2 separate regions of the Mus musculus genome follow, and region 2 is linked to region 1. Evidence: chromatin loops called from intact Hi-C (ENCODE). Cell type or tissue: left cerebral cortex. All regions are shown on one strand. Links, peaks and the distances in the headings refer to the core of each region. The heading gives the core; the rest is flanking DNA.

What was found. Peaks named below come from ENCODE experiments on the same cell type or tissue, not always from the same donor. Only the 100,000 strongest peaks of a DNase experiment are listed, where the experiment ranks them.
Region 2: it touches region 1 in a loop (4-fold over the local background); 2 of 42 quality-filtered maps call a loop at or near these places.

Annotation. Positions count from the first base shown.
Region 1 is chr11:71,000,034-71,008,016 of GRCm38, reverse strand. Dhx33 (DEAH (Asp-Glu-Ala-His) box polypeptide 33) reads left to right here and starts at 3,585. Exons shown (of 12, transcript NM_178367.4): 1 at 3,585-3,900; 2 at 6,338-6,498. The coding sequence starts at 3,639. It overlaps Derl2 (Der1-like domain family, member 2), which reads left to right. Exons shown (of 7, transcript NM_033562.4): 7 at 1-577. In left cerebral cortex, for the core only: a CTCF peak has its summit at 3,496; DNase peaks (open chromatin) are centred at 2,847, 3,489 and 4,400; H3K4me3 peaks cover 1,700 bases; H3K27ac peaks cover 1,317 bases.
Region 2 is chr11:71,320,180-71,328,162 of GRCm38, reverse strand. No RefSeq gene overlaps it. Among named protein-coding and RNA genes, the nearest start is that of Gm23311, 36 kb to the right of the region's middle. In left cerebral cortex, for the core only: a CTCF peak has its summit at 4,508 (motif pointing right); a DNase peak (open chromatin) is centred at 4,506.

The DNA of each region.
Region 1 (7,983 bases), core at 1,951-4,450:
AACATGCTTCCTAGAATTGTCATGCCTTCGGCCACTGTTTATTTTGTGGCTATAATTTCCTTTCTCGGGTGAGTTCTATCTGTGTTAGCTAAGATCCTGCCCTTCCATCCTCTCGGGATGACTAAACTACTTACTGTTTTGAGTTTGATTCAAGTTCTTGAACCTTGCTTGTCTCGTTCAGCCGCTCTGTTCCGAAGTCTGCAATCACGTCTTAGCCCTTATCAAATGCATATTTTGTGTCTTTTCTCTGAACCTTGCTCCTACTTCTCCCTTGCAGGAACGTCGATTTAAGTTTCTTCAAGACCTTGACACTAAACTCTTAAAACTAAGGCCTATTTCACTGTCTTCTTTAAATCCTTATGAAGCTTCAAATCTGTGCTAAAATTCCTATACCAAATCATATATTGTCTTGTACTGTTCTTAGCTGCTACATGTATGTTAGTTTTGTTCCCCTCATGAGAATGTAAGCTCCTTAAGGGCAGGGACTATGTCTTAATTTTTGTATCCACCACAGTGCCTAGCACTGTGCTTGGCACATGGGTGCTGAATAAATACTTTGTTTATTGATCAGCAAACTATTATCTTGTATTTTTAATTATGAAAGAATCGATGTGTATGTATCCAAACTTGGACCTGATTGCTAAGGTTTAATATTCTTTCTGGAAACAGGATGGAACAAAACTGACCTTGATTGAGGAGCAATGATTTGGTGGCCTTGCAATCGGAGGAGACCGTGAGCTGGTAGGGTCATGGTCGGACCAGGGAGTTACTTCGACAGACTTGGCCACCTCAGATAAGAGTGAAATGTGTCTGACAGATCATCTTTTGGAGGAATAATCAGAATATTCTTTTGAATGCTTAGTATGTGAGCTTCTCAATATGAAAGCCACTGAGCCACAAGAGAGTTTTTTGGAGGGGCAACAGATTTCAGACCGCCACTGAAGGGCAAGTGAGCAACATGCAGGGAAAGATTTAAGTTTCCAACTCTGATCATTTTACTGCTGAGTAAATGGGTTACCAGGAATGAGTTCCTTACAAAAGTGTTAGGTTTTATCTCCACCTTAAAAAAAAAAAACAAACAAACTCTGAGCCAATACTTTAAAAACACCAAAATTTTTGTTTTTCTTTTCTTGTTCTTAAAAAAAAAATGCTTGCATGATAACTGTTGCATATGATTAGTGAGTGCTTCTAGATAAGTGGACTTTGCGGGGGGGCGGGGGGGGGTGTCCGATGCCTCCAGAGGTAATAACACCACCAAGCCTAAAGACCAGATTTCAATCCCTAGGCCACCACATAGCAGGAGAGAAGCAACTGCCATGATTTGTTCTCTGACCTTCCCCCCGCTTCTCTCTTTCACTCACACACACACAATGTATGTTTTTTTAAAGAGGTGTTTTACTTACCAAGAGGTGATTTCACTCACTCAGATGGCCTATTTGGACTCCTGTAATTTATAATACTCCCACGTTGGGTTGCTTCGAATGTGCAGCTACCTATTATTTTGTTTACTCAAGGCCCATAACTTGACATAAGTTATTTTTCTTTTAAGGGTTTGCTTGCCTTCCTAAATCAACATGGGGGTGGGGGGAGGCGCGTGGAAAACATGTCAACTTATTCTTTGTAAGATTTGTTTTTACTATTTAAAATTACATGTACTTATATGTGTCTTTATATAGGTATGTGCACATAAGTTTGGGTTACCTTGAGGTTAGAGGTACGGGATCTTCTAGGGCAGGGGTTTCAGGAGATGGTGAGCTGCCTGGCATGGGTGTGAGGGAACAAATTTGAGTTCTCTCAACAGTGAGCATTCTTAACCCCAAGCCCTGTCTCCATTCCCAAGTCAGTACATTCTTCGTGTACATCCTAAACACACACATTTTTTAGTAACCCCTAGTGTACTGTCAGAAGCTAAATAAAAACTATAACTGGGATTTGGGGGTGTTTGTTTGCTTGTTTTTTTGCTTCTTAGATACATTTATTAAGGTCATATTGTAAATGTTATTTAGATAACTATACAGAGATGTTCCGTGTTCTCATCTAACAGTGTAAGTTTAGCTGACATGATTCATCTTGAATGGGCTGACTTAGTAAAAGATGAGAGTCATTAATCCCATTCCTACCCAAATTTCCTGGTAAACCTGCGTGTAGTAAAGTTTCACGGGGGACCCAGATATTCTTTAAAAGGCTTTAAAGCATCTCAACAGGACCAAAGCCACAGGCCATACCGGATTCCACAACAGACAGATTCACATCTGGGTTTTTTTTTTTTTTTTTTTTTACAAAACAAACAAAAAAAAAACAGGTCTGCATACCAAATTTGATGGATAGCCTTCACATGAGTTGAGAATTATAGAACGCCACATTCTGTATAAGAAACACAATCCGGGGGCTGGTGAGATGGCTCAGTGGGTAAGAGCACCCGACTGCTCTTCCAAAGGTTGGAAGTTCAAATCCCAGCAACCACATGGTGGCTCACAACCATCCAACCAATAAGATCTGACTCCCTCTTCTGGAGTGTCTGAGGACAGCTACAGTGTACTTACATATAATAAATAAATAAATAAATCTTTAAAAAAAAAAAAAAAAGAAACACAATCGGGGACAGCGAGGGCACTGAGAACCCTACGGGTTCCAAACACATGGAGGCTCAACTGGCTGTAACTCCAATTCCAGGGAATCCAACACCCTCTTCTGACCTCCATGTGAGCATTGCAAGCAAGTAGTGCAGGAACATACTCCCAAACAAAACGCCCACACCCTCCAAAGATGAAAAAGCAAAGGTAACCACCCATTCACTCTGTGCCTGTCTTTCTGTGTTGAATTAGCAAAGCATCTAAGAGCTTGTAATTGAACAGGAAGGAAGAACTGGTTATGTACAAGTTTTCTGCAGGAGTAGTGAATACTCGCACTGATTAAGGTGTATACAATAGGGCTGAAAAGCTGTGTAAAGATTGAAAATCTAGTAGGAATGACTGGGAGGTGAGTTAAGGCAATTTTAGTTCCACTCATTTTCTTTTTTATTTCTGCTTGTATTTTTTGAGCCTATCACTTTGTGGGGAAATTACATGATATCAGAATCATAGAATTCACCTTTCCGTAACTGAAGATACTCACTAGTAGCATTTTCAAAATTCTTTGCAGCATCCGAAATGACTTTAGTCTCAGAAAATTTCACTTTCTACATTTATAAATCGGAGCTACCAGTGGGTACCTTAAAACGTACATTGTTTAGAAGAGTAAATGTTTGTGTTCCTCGTTAGATTTACAGAAATAAGTAATTGCCTTAAAACGTGACTATTGTTGGAGCCCGAGATGGGACAGTCATTTTTATTGGATAGAAATGAGAGTTTAGGACAACGTCATTACGCAACAAGACCCTAGGGAACCACACAGCTATCGTCCCCTGTTGTTACTCGGGCCGTTTTTTCGGTCGCACCTCCGACCTTGCTCTCACAGGATGTAAATGCACAGCGCATGCTGGGAATTGCAGTTCCTTTCCTCAAGGCAGGAGGCGGCTGTGAGGTCATCGGTGGTCGCCCAGCACGCCTGCACGTGGCGAGAAAGGGGCGGTGCGCGCTTGCTGTCCCCAGCCGAGCGGAACTGTCTGCGTCCCTGCCTCCGGCCGCGGTCCTCCCGACATGCCGGAGGAGGCGAGCCTCCCGCCCGCTAAGAGATTCCGGCCGGGCTCCTGCCCTCCCGGGAGACGAGTAGTGATGCTGTTGACGGCTGGCGGCGGCGGCGGAGCTGGAGGAGGCCGGAGGCAGACGCCGCCGCTGGCCCAGCCTTCGGCCAGTCCCTACCGCGAGGCCCTGGAGCTGCAGCGCCGGAGTCTGCCCATCTTCCGGGCGCGGGGGCAGCTATTGGCTCAGCTCCGAAACCTGGACAACGCGGTCCTCATCGGTGAGTGGCGGCTTTGGTGGATCTTCCTTGCTCTAGATCCCTGGCTCTGTGCACGAGGGCGGGGTTTCTTAGGGGCTTCTCACTTTCTTTGCGTTGGTTTCTTCCACAAACTTGAAAGGGTTTCAGTGCCCGGTGTGGACAGGGACCTCTGGAAAGAGGCGGACAGAGTTACCCTGCCGGCGCTGACCGCGCTCTGTGAGTTTGAGGATATTCGCCTTCCGTGACGAGGCGTGGGGAGCATATCGGAGGCTCTCAGAGAGCTTTGCAGGATGGGCCTCACCAAGGCTTTTGAGGAGGCAGCTGCGGAGCGGGTCCCTGGGGACCGGCATTCTAAGCGAGGACGGAGAGACTGGCGCCAGAAAGAATTCAGTTGGCGAGAACCAATTTCTTGTGTACGAGAAGAACTTGGCAGTGTTCGAAGGCAGGGACTGACTTCTAGTGGCTTTGCTACAGTATTGACGATAGAGGAGTTCCCGAAGGAATGTCATAAGCGAGAAAGAGACTGGAGTACTGGCAGTCAGTGGAATAGAGTGCTAAGGAGGGAAGTTCCATAACAATATGTAGACATGGTGGGGCGTGGGAGTGCACGTTGGATATGTAGTATTGATTGCAACTCCCACTAAGAATTTTTTCAAAATAACTTTAAGAACAGATCTGGCGTTGGACTGAGGAGTAATTAGGAGGTGAAAGAATGAAGGCAGTGGAAACAGGTTTCTGCTTTGGCCAACCAAGGGAAGCTGAGGCACTTGTAAATAGTCACAGATTTTGGCGAACTGAGCAGAGAGGACACTGAAGATAGATAGAACTAATGGATCAAAGTTTAGGAAATTTCAGAGATGGGGGCGCAGTGCCGGGCATCAGGAGTTATGGAGAGCCCACCTGGCACAGGAGAAAGGCTGTCTCTTTTGAAGTCACATTTGAGAAGATCCAAGAGTTCTGAGGAAAACAAAAGTTCCAGAGCCTCAAGTAGGCTTTTGGGGAGATGGAGACGGAAGACAGGCTGCAAAAACAGGAACAAGATGGACTGTAAAGCTGATGCCCAGGTGAATTTTGTCCCTCTGTTTGTATGGCTGGCATATTCTATTTTAGCAATAGTCAGTTGCCCTGGAATAGGAGTGGGAAAGATGCACAAGAGGCATTGATCTATGTCTGAGGTTGTGTGGAGGGTTCAGTAGGAAAATGCAGGATAATCAGATTCTTGGTCTGAGAGCCTTGGCTAAGTCTGGAAAGGTGAGTGGTCAGAAGCAGGCCGGGAGCTGGAAGAAAATGTAAGACTCATGGACCTGTTAAAGAGGATAAGCCATGGCAAAGAAGGGTGTGCAAGTTTCCTGAGTTGTTCTAATCAGGTGCTTTTAGAGGTACCAACAGACATACACAGGAAACAGCCTTCATTGAGTGCTTGCTCTGTGCAGTGTTTAAGCCTATGAAGAGAGCGTCTGCCCTCTGGAATTAGGGCAGAAACATTTAAGTACTTCTGTACTGTTTGAACCAGGCGTGGTGGTGTACGCCTTTAATCCCAGCACTTGGGAGGCAGAGGCAGGGGGATTTCTGAGTTCGAGGCCAGCCTGGTCTACAGAGTGAGTTCCAGGACAGCAAGGACTATACAGAGAAACCCTGTCTTGAAAAACAAACAAAGAAAAAATACTTCTGTACTGTTTGGAATAATCAGTGCTAGGAGAGAGATGAAGCAGGCACTAAGGATCCTAGAGATGAGGCCCCCTGGTACAGCCCAGAGGGTGAGAGCTTGCAGGCTGACTCATCCTTGAACTTGCCAGTTAGTGAGGCAGGTAGGTATTGTACCCACAGTAGGGTATACAGAGGCAGAAGGTTTGACGAGAGCAGCAAGCAGCAGCCAGAGCAAAGGGCGAGCAGTCTATGAATGGACATCTCGTCGTATCAGTTTTTATCAAGCTATATGACTGTCGTATCTCATCTGTTGTAACTACACCAGTTACCTACCATTATACATGTTTCCAGTTTTGATTGGGGTTTTTGTTTTGTTTTTCATTTTGTTTTTGCTATCATGGGGCAAATTAAATTAAAACATGTTTGTTTTCTTAGACTCAATTTCGGCAAGTGGAATTTGGAGCCAAAGTATATGAACAGTTTGTTTGACAGTCTGTCTATTATGTAGCTCTGGCTGTCCTGGAACTGACTGTGTAGACCAAGCTGACCTAGAACTCAAAAAGATCCTCCTATCTCTGTCTGCTGTGATTAAGCGCACTTGTCACCATGTCCAGCCCATTCTAAAAGTGTTTGAAATGTGATTGGGCCTCCGGGGAAAGAGTGACAGTGACTGTTCGCCAGCCACCTCCCAGGTGCCCATTTGCCTGAGGCTTAGCAACTCAGTGTTTCCTTTTAAGATTTTGTTTTTCCTGACTGTGAGCTGTTGGTTTCCCTTAGTCTCATTTGAATAAGAGTTTCTCTTCTCTCCTAGGGGAAACTGGCTCTGGGAAAACAACTCAGATCCCACAGTACCTCTATGAAGGGGGAATTAGCCGCCAGGGCATCATCGCTGTGACCCAGCCCCGTCGAGTGGCTGCCATCTCTCTTGCCACCAGAGTCTCAGATGAGAAGAGGACAGAACTCGGGAAGCTGGTACCTCATTGTGTTACTTGCTATGAGTACTGTTTAAGTAGCCAGCACCCACTGTGCTCCAGCCTTTTATTTTTCCGAACAAGTTCTTTCTCTGCCTCCCCCTCCCACCCACATCGTTATGTTGACTCAGTATGTAGCACAAACTGGCCTGGTACCCTGAGTTCTCAGTCCTTCTGCCTTAGCCTTCTGCATGCTGCGATTGCAGGGTGTGCCACAATACCTAGTTGAGCAGCTTGCTTCTTTTAAGTAAATAAATAGCCACTGCTATTTAGGTTATGTATTAGTCAGGGTTCTCTAGAGTCACAGAACTTATGGACAGTCTCTAGATAGTAAAGGAATTTATTGATGACTTACAGTCGGCAGCCCAATTCCCAACAATGGTTCAGTCGCAGCTGTGAATGGAAGTCCAAGGATCTAGCAGTTACTCGGTCTCATGCAGCAAGCAGGCGAAGGAGCAAGAGCAAGAGCTAGACTCCCTTCTTCCAATGTCCTTATATTGTCTCCAGCAGAAGGTGTAGCCCAGATTAAAGGTGTGTTCCTTAAACTCGGAGATTCAATCTTCTGGAATCCATAGCCACTATGGCTCAAGATCTTCAAACCAAGATCCAGATAAGGATCTCCAAGCCTCCAGATAAGGGTCACTGGTGAGCCTTCCAATTCTGGATTGTAGTTCATTCCAAATATAGTCAAGTTGACAACCAGGAATAGCCACTACAGGTTAATCTCAGCATTTTCGAGAGATCAGTGACTCTTGGTACTATCAGCTTTGCTTTCATAGGTATTGGCAAGTTCGGTAAATTCGATTTGGATTCTGTAGGTTAGATGTACGTGAAAGCACTTGCATGGAACTTGCTGGAGATTGAACTCAGGTCATCGCACATGCGTGGCAAGTACCCTGCTAATAAGCTGGACGCTTTACCCCTAATTTATGTGTTTAAGACTTCAGGCATGTAATTTTTTTGTTTGTTGGTTGTTTTGTTTGTTGGAGTTTTTTTTGAGACAGCGTCTCACTTGCATCGCTAGCCAGCATGGGACTTAATATATAGACTATAGACTAGAGTCCTCCTGCCTCTGCCTACAGAGTGCTAGGAGTACAGGCATGCAGTTATCATGTCTGTCGTGAAACCTCTTTTAAGTCTACTATATATTCATACGTATGTAAATTTCTGTAAAAATTTATAACTTTCTTACTATAGGTATCTAGAATGAGTCTTGGAGCTATGTTGGAGTCAGATTCATATTTTTATTATATATGGGTGTGTCACCTATGAAGGTCAGAGGACAATTTGGGAGTTGGATCTCTCATCTCTCTGGGCTCCGGAGATTGAACTTATATTGTCAGGCCTTCAAGGACAGTGCTTTTACCCCGTGTTCCATAGTGCTTACCCTAGATTTTAGTTCTTTGTGATGTTTCATTACAGTGTTTCTCTGCAGATACACTACACTCCTGAGGGAGCAGCCAGAGTGCTGTAGGTCTCAGTTTAC
Region 2 (7,983 bases), core at 3,486-5,985, 320 kb before region 1:
CTAAGGAGGAATAAAGTATCCATCCACCCATTGGTCTTCCCTCTTCTTGATTTTCTTTTGTTTTGCAAATTGTATCTTGGGTGTTCTATGTTTCTGGACAAATATCCCTTATCAGTGAGTGCATATCTAAAAACTTCTTTTGTGATTGGGTTATATCACTAAAGATGATATCCTCCAGATACATCCATTTGTCCAAGAACTTCATAAATCCATTGTTTTTTTTATAGCTGAGTAGTACTCCATTGTGTAAATGTACCACATTGTCTGTATCCATTCCTCTGTTGAGGGACATCTGGGTTTTTTTCCAGCTTCTGGCTATTATAAAAAGGCTGCTATGAACATAGTGGAGCATGTGTTCTTACCACACACCTATGGTCACTTGATCTTTGACAAGGGAGCTAAAACCATCCAGTGGAAAAAAGTCAGCATTTTCAACAAATGGTGCTGGCACAACAGATGGGTATCATGAAGAAGAATGTGAATTGATCCATTCTTATCTCCTTGTACAAAGTTTAAGTCTAAGTGGATCAAATAACTCCACATAAAACCAGAGATGCTGAAATTTATAGAGGAGAAAGTAGGGAAAAGCCTCAAAGATACGGGCACAGGGGGAAATTCTTAAACAGAACAGCAATGGCTTGTGCTGTAAGATCAAGAATTGACAAATGGGACCTCATAAAATTGCAAAGCTTCTGTAAGGCAAAAGACACTGTCAATAAGACAAAAAGGCCACCAACAGATTGGGAAAGGATTTTTACCAATCCTAAATCTGATAGGGGACTAATTCACTATATACAAAGAGCTCAAGAAGCTGGTCTCCAGAAATTCAAATAACCTCATTAAAATGGGGTTTAGAGCTAAACAAAGAATTCTCAACTGAGGAATATGGAATGTCTGAGAAGCACCTGAAAAAATGTTCAACATCCTTAATCATCAGGGAAATGCAGATCAAAACAACCTTGAGATTCCACCTCACTTCAGTCAGAATGGCTAAGATCAAAAAATCAGGTGACAGCAGATGCTGGTAAGGATGTGGAGAAAGAGGAACACTCCTCCACTGCTGGTGGGATTGCAAGCTTGTACAACCACTCTGAAAGTCAGTCTGGAGGTTGCTCAGAAAATTGGGCATAATACTACACAAAAATCCAGCAATACCTCTCCTAGGCATATACCCCGGAGACTTTAAGTTCTTATCATACAGATCTTTCACTTCTTTAAGTAGAGTCACACCAAGGTATTTTATATTATTTGTGACTATTGTGAAGGGTGTTGTTTCCCTAATTTCTTTCTCAGGCCGTTTATCATTTGTGTAGAGAAAGGCAATTGATTTGTTTGAGTTAATTTTATATCCAGGTACTGCAACGAAGCTATTTATCAGGTTTAGGGGTTCTCTGGTTGAATTTTTAGGGTCACTTATATATACTATCATATCATCTTTAAATAGTGATATTTTGATTTCTTCCTTTCCAATTTGTATCCCAGTGATCTCCTTTTGTTGTCCAAGTGCTCTGGCTAGGACTTCAAGTACTATAGTGAATAGGTAGGGAGAATAGGTGCTCACCTGCACAGACTGGTCTCTTAGGGATCTGGGACACAAGATGGCTCCCTTACCTGCTCAGGCAGTCAGAGCCCTCTCAGGTGGCCACCTCTCCTCTGGCGGGGAAGGTGCTGGTATGTCTGGAGCCTGAAAAGGGGGTCTGTCCCAGAAGCTGTGTCGCTTCTGCCTGTCCCAGAAACTGTATAGCTTCTGCAATCTGCTCGCTCACCCTCCGCAGTCTGTGAGCTGTCCTGTGCAGACTGGTCTTGATGGGACTCAGGACACAAGATCACCAATAATTTTTAATTCCTGTTCTTTTGATGCTGGTGGTATTAGTGTTGGGCTCTCCCTCTCCCTCTCCCTCTCCCTCTCCCTTTTAGTATCTTTTGTATGGCTGGATTTATGGATAAACATTGTTTAAATAGGGATTTTGTAACAGAATATCTTGTTTGTTCCATCTATGGTAATTGAAAGTTTTGTTGGGTATAGTAATCTGGGCTGGCATCTGTTGTCTCTTACAGACTGCAAGACACTTGTCCAAGTCCTTCTGGCTTTTAGAGTCTCTGTTGAGAAGTCGAGTGTAATTCTAATACATCTGTCTTTATATGCTACTTGGCCTTTTTCTCTTGGAGCTTTTAATATTCTTTCTTTGTTCTGTACATTTTGTGTTTTGGATTACTATGTAGCAGGAGGATTTTCCTTTGTGGGTAAATCTATTTGCTGTCCCATAAGCTTGTTATATGTTTATAGGCATCTCTTTCTTTAGGTTAGGAAAATTTTCTTCTTTGATTTTGGTGAAAATATTTTTTGGACATTTGAGATAGGAATCTTCGCCTTCTTCCATTTGGTTTGGTCTTTCCATGGTGTTCCAGATTTTCTGTAGGTTTTGTGTCAGGAACTTTTTGGATTGAATATTTTCTTTGACAAATGTATCAATTTCTTCTGTTGTGTCTTCTACACCTGAGATCTCTCTTTCATCTCTTGTATTGTGTTGGTGATCTTTGTGTTTGTAGTTTCTGTTTACTTACCTAGGTTTTCCTTTCTCAGAATTCCCGCAGTTTATGTTTTCCTTATTGCTTGTTTCCATTTTCAGACCTTGAATTGTTTTCCTCACCTGTTTTTTGTTGTAGGCTTTGTTGTTGTTTTGGTTTGTTTGTTTGTTTGTTTGTTTTTTGGATTTTTGTTTTTGGGTTTCTTGGCATTCTTTAAGACATTTTTAAATTTTCTCCAGGTTTTTTTTTTTTTCCCTCAATCTAAGGGACTTTTAAACTTTCTATTTAAGAACATTTATCATCTTCATAGAGTTGATTTGTTTTAAGGTCATTTTCTTTCTTTTTGTTTTTTGGTTTTGTTTTGTTTTGTTTGTTTTTTGAGACGGAGTTTCTCTGTATAGCCCTGGCTGTCCTGGAACTCACTTTGTAGACCAGGCTGGCCTCAAACTCAGAAATCTGCCTGCCTCTGCCTCCCAAGTGCTGGGATTTAAAGGTGTATGCCACCACTGCCTGGCCTTTTTTTTTTTTTTTAGGTCATTTTCTTATGCTTCAGCTGTGTTAGAATATTTAAATATTGCTGTGGTGAGATAGATGGGCTCTGTTGGTGCCATATTGCCCTGACTGTTGTTGATTGTATTCTTACACTAGGATTCAGGCATTTGAGTTTCTGAGTTTGTCTTTATTGGATCCATATATTGTTCCTTAGTTTCTGTTTTCTCTTTGGTTTTCTGGTCTTTGTGATCTCTGGTGGTAGCCAATGTGACCTCTGATCCCATAGGTAGTCTCTGTTCATGTTGGGGCTGGAATTCTGACAGCTAGCTTGGACTTTGGTGTAACAGGGGTGGGGGAATCTCTACCTGAATTGGGGAGTTGGATGCAGTGATAAGAAGAGGGGTGGGTATTAGGGGCACTGAATGAATGGAGGAGGCCCACTGTTGAGCTGCCTGTCTTTGATTCTGCCTGCTGATGTAGTCTCTGGTCCAACAGACAGTCTTTGCCTGAATTTGCCTATCTGTTTTCAGCCTTGCTTGGCCTACACCTGTCTTTCTTAATGGCATGGCCTGCACCTAGGATGCACCAGAGTTGGGGCAGAGGCATGGCAGTGGAGCAGATAGTGGGGCTGTATGGCAGTCTGGAGTTGAAAAAAATCTTTCAGAACTGAATCTAAGAAGTGGGGCATTTCCACAGGCAGCAGGGTCACTTGCCGGTTATTCTGACTGGTGTGGTCTGTACCTGGGTAGCAGAAGTCTGGGTGCAGAAGCATGGCAGCAGGGTAGGTGATAGGGATGGATGGGGGAGTGGAAATAGTGGAATGGGTCTTTTGGAACCCAATATATTGTAGCCCTATTTTGCAGAACTTTTGTTCTTGATTCTCCTATTTTTGGATAAATTTCTGCCAATATCTTTGCTGTAGTGTTAGTAGTTTGTTAGTAATAACAAATTACATATGTTATTTTATAGACCTCTTTTGCATCCATACAACCAACCCAGGAATGAATAATAGAAAGACTGCTGCAACTGCTACTGAGGTGTGGTCTAGAAGATGTAGGGAATCATCACAGTTGTGTGTGTGTGTGTATGTGTGTGTCTGTGACTGTGAGAGAAAGATCTTAATTTTATTAGTAGATTACTAAATGCAATAGGTGTGATATGTCCTATTCCACATTTTCATTTATAAGCTGTGGCAGAATAAATGCTATTCTCACAGAAAATTGTCCATCCTACCAGTAATCATTTTTCCTTGGGGAGTGCATGATTGGAAGTGGTGTTGCAGTGGGGAGAAACATCAGTACAATCAAACATAAACCATAATGGAAACAGTGTTATTTACAGTAATATCAGCTATCACCTTAGAAATGTTCACAGGTGTATGCTCCATTTAATCCTCTGTTAAAGCTAATATAATGTTTATATGTGATTCCTATTCCATATAGATTTTTCTTGAAACAAAAAGAATGTGCCTGTCTGCTTTTTGACACTAGATGGAGCCAAAGATTGGTATCAAGCCTATTGTCTGCCCTTCTTATCTTCACACATGTGTAATTTCTCTAATCAGAACTTGTTAGAGAATACTTGATTATGCTGAAGTCTGTATTATTTTGTTAGGACTAGACAGTCATGGACTAACGTCCATCTCATTTGTTCTTCTATTTAGTTAAAAAAATTATTTTCCTTCCTTCAGCCAAACAATGGATCTTGTAAGTGGAAACTGTCCATAGCCTTACAAGGTAATATGTTCCTTCTATTTTTCCAGTTAAATTACAGTTAGAATCAAGTCCTAAGGCAAACTTGAACATCATTGTTAACCAGACAGCAATGATAGACAATCAGAGGTAATTACAGGAAGTAGGAACAGTTTTAAACCTTAGAAGTCTTAACTTTTATAGGACCAGGTTCCATCATAATCCACTTCCTCCTCTTCCTCCTCCCCCCCCTCCTCCTCCTCCTCATCATCATCTTCCTCTCCCTCCCTTTTCCTTTTAGGTATTCCTGGTCCTCTGGTGCCTTCTTCTCAAGGTGAGAGTAATGAATCCAGGCAAGATTATCAGATACCTTAATAGCAGTGGGGGCCCAGAGAATTATGATGTTAATGTTCTTTCCACTTATATTCAAGCCTGTCTATCAACTTTGGATTGAAAGATCAACACAGCATCTCTGTGCTTAAATGACTGGTCAGGGGCCAGTACCCAACAAGTTGAGATAGCTTGATCTGGACCTGGGGGATAATCTTATCCAAAGTTAATTTAAATGATTTTAAAGACTCAGAGACAGTGTTCACAAAGATCAGCAGATATTTGTATCTAATGGTCCTGACTTGACTTCAGTGAAATCTATTCCCCCAAATTCACCAGGTACAGTGCCTTGAATCCATTGTTCTGGAGGGAGTATATGCTTTGTTGCATTTAACTGAGCACAGGTTAGGCAAATCTCTGAAATGTTTTAAAGATTTCCCAGTGTCCAGGCAGACAAACATGAGAGGAAATGAGTTTTGAAATCTTTTTAGGTGACAGGCATTTTCCCAATTCTGGTCCAACACCTTCAGTATGCAAATCCTTCTATCTGGCAGGATCTACCATCCATTGATATTTTGCCTGGCCCCCACATCAAACCATGACTTGATTTCTTCTGGATCATAGTTAGGGACATCTTCATTGAGGCAGAGTTGGAGTTTAGTGACAGCAGATAGCTCTAGATTGGTTTGGGAACAGGGTTTTGAAGTGTAGCATCCTTAGCAACCTGGTCTGCATAGTTATCACCTTGAGTCTGGGGCCTTTGATCTTTTCAGTGTCCAGGCCAGTGTATTATGGCCAGTTCAGCTGGAAGTCAAATAGTCTCCAGCATTTCATACTTATTTTCAATATTCCTTCCTTCTGAACTGAGTGTGATGGTTTGAATATGCTTGGCCCAAGGAGTGGCACTATTAGGAGGTGTAGCCTTGTTGGAGTGATTGTATCACTGTGGCTGTGGGCTTTAATATCCTCATCCTAGCTGTCTGGAAGTCAGTCTCCTCCTGTTTGCCTTTGGAACAAGATGTAGAGCTCACAGTTCCTCCTACACCATGCCTGCTTGAATGCTGTCATGCTTCTGCCTTGATGATAATGGACTGAACCTCTGAACCTCTAAACCAGCCCCAGTTCAATGTTGTTCTTTATAAGAATTGCCTTGGTCTAATCACAGCAGTAAAACCCTAACTCACTGAGTAAGCAAGCCCCTTTGTTTATAAAACTGTCCTGTGAACATGACCCAAGGCAAAGGCATACTGGTTATCAGTATAAGTGATTACCTTTTCCTCCTTAGCCTATCTTAAGGCCTGTGTCAGAGTGATTATTTCTGCTCTTTGGGCAGATGTGCCCCTACAGGCTTGTGGCCAGATGACCTCCTTTTGGCTTATGACTACCACTGCCCCTGCATATCTAGTTCCTTCCTGAATGAAGCTGCTACCATCTATATAGAGATTCACACGGATGTGGTGAGAGGGATGTCTATCAGGTCAATTCATGCAGTTTGAATGATGTCCAGCATCTCCAGGCAGTCATGGATGGGCTCCATAGGGTCATCATGCAATAGCAGGGTGGTGGGGTTAATGGCCAGGGCTTTGTCAAAAGTTAGTCTGTCCTTATCTAGGGGAAGGGCTTGATACTGAGTCAGATGACATTTGATATCCACTTGTCATATGCCGCAGAACCTCTGGGCCCCTTTGTCTGTGTGGAACGGGTCTCTGGGACAGGTGGGCAAAGTGTTGGATGGAATGACAGACAGAAGCACACAGGAGAGGTTGTGTAGAATCTGAATGTAATTTGTCAAATCGAGCATCAAACTTTTTATACAGAAGAAAATAAGGAAGTTGGGTGACACACCAGCAAGGTACAAAGAGGTTACTGGATTCTTTTACAAAACAGAGGAATACAAACACAGAAGGTCTAACAGGAACCACCTGGGATAGAATTCATTGTTAACAACTGGGATCAAAAGGAGCTCCACCTAAGATTCACTTAATCTTAGAAGCCAGGGTCAAGGGCTTTTTGCCCTTGCCATAGCTCCTATTTTAGTCTATTGTATAGTCCATTTCCCCCCTAGGCCATTGTAAATACGTGTGTATGGGTGTAACTAAGCTATCTATAGTTCTAAGTATCTATTCTGGTTCCTCTTTAGGTCTCAAACTTCCTTCTTCCTAGATGATGGTAAATTTCTGTGTAGGGCAGTGACTTAGCTTTTATTAGAGGCAATTCTGAATGTCACTGAATAGGCAACATTCTTACTGAATTCTAAACCCATGGTCAGTTCAAGGACTTTCTAGGACATTGGACACTGGTGAAGGTTTAGCTATGTCAGAATTTAATCTTAAAAGGCACTTATAATAAGACACTACTAAAAGAGAGCTCGTGGATCCATACACCAGACTAATGTGGGAATAGAATATGAGTATATCAGTTAAAGAGAATGCCAGACTCCAGGAGTGAGTTTCCGTGAAACTCTTCTGCCTCTTGAGTAGCTTCCAAACTTCTCGGCCTGTCAAGCTGACTTGACCAGAGTGTGAGGCAGTCATACTGTTTCCTTTCTCTCCACTGATGGTACCTTGGTGCTACTAAAAGATCCTGGCAGAATGTAAAAGGACACAGAAGCCCTGAAGTTGGCAAGATAGACGTCAGTGTTAGCAGAACTAGCTTCACTGATGTAGAAAAATAGAGGTGCACAATGCTCTGGCCACTCCTTGTGTGTCTGCCAATGTTCTGACCAGGTGTGTGCCCATTGCTGCACCTTCATTAGACTCTTTCCTTGTACCCCTCCCATACCCATTTCTTGAGAATAGACATTGTTTAGATCTGGAAATCCCCTACTCTCTCCCTTCTCCTTTCCCCCCTGAGGGCCTATAAAAACTGGGACCTCTTTCCCCTCGAGGTCGACTCCTCTACCCCTGCGTGGGATATGAGTCGTCCCCAGAGCTCTGGCTTT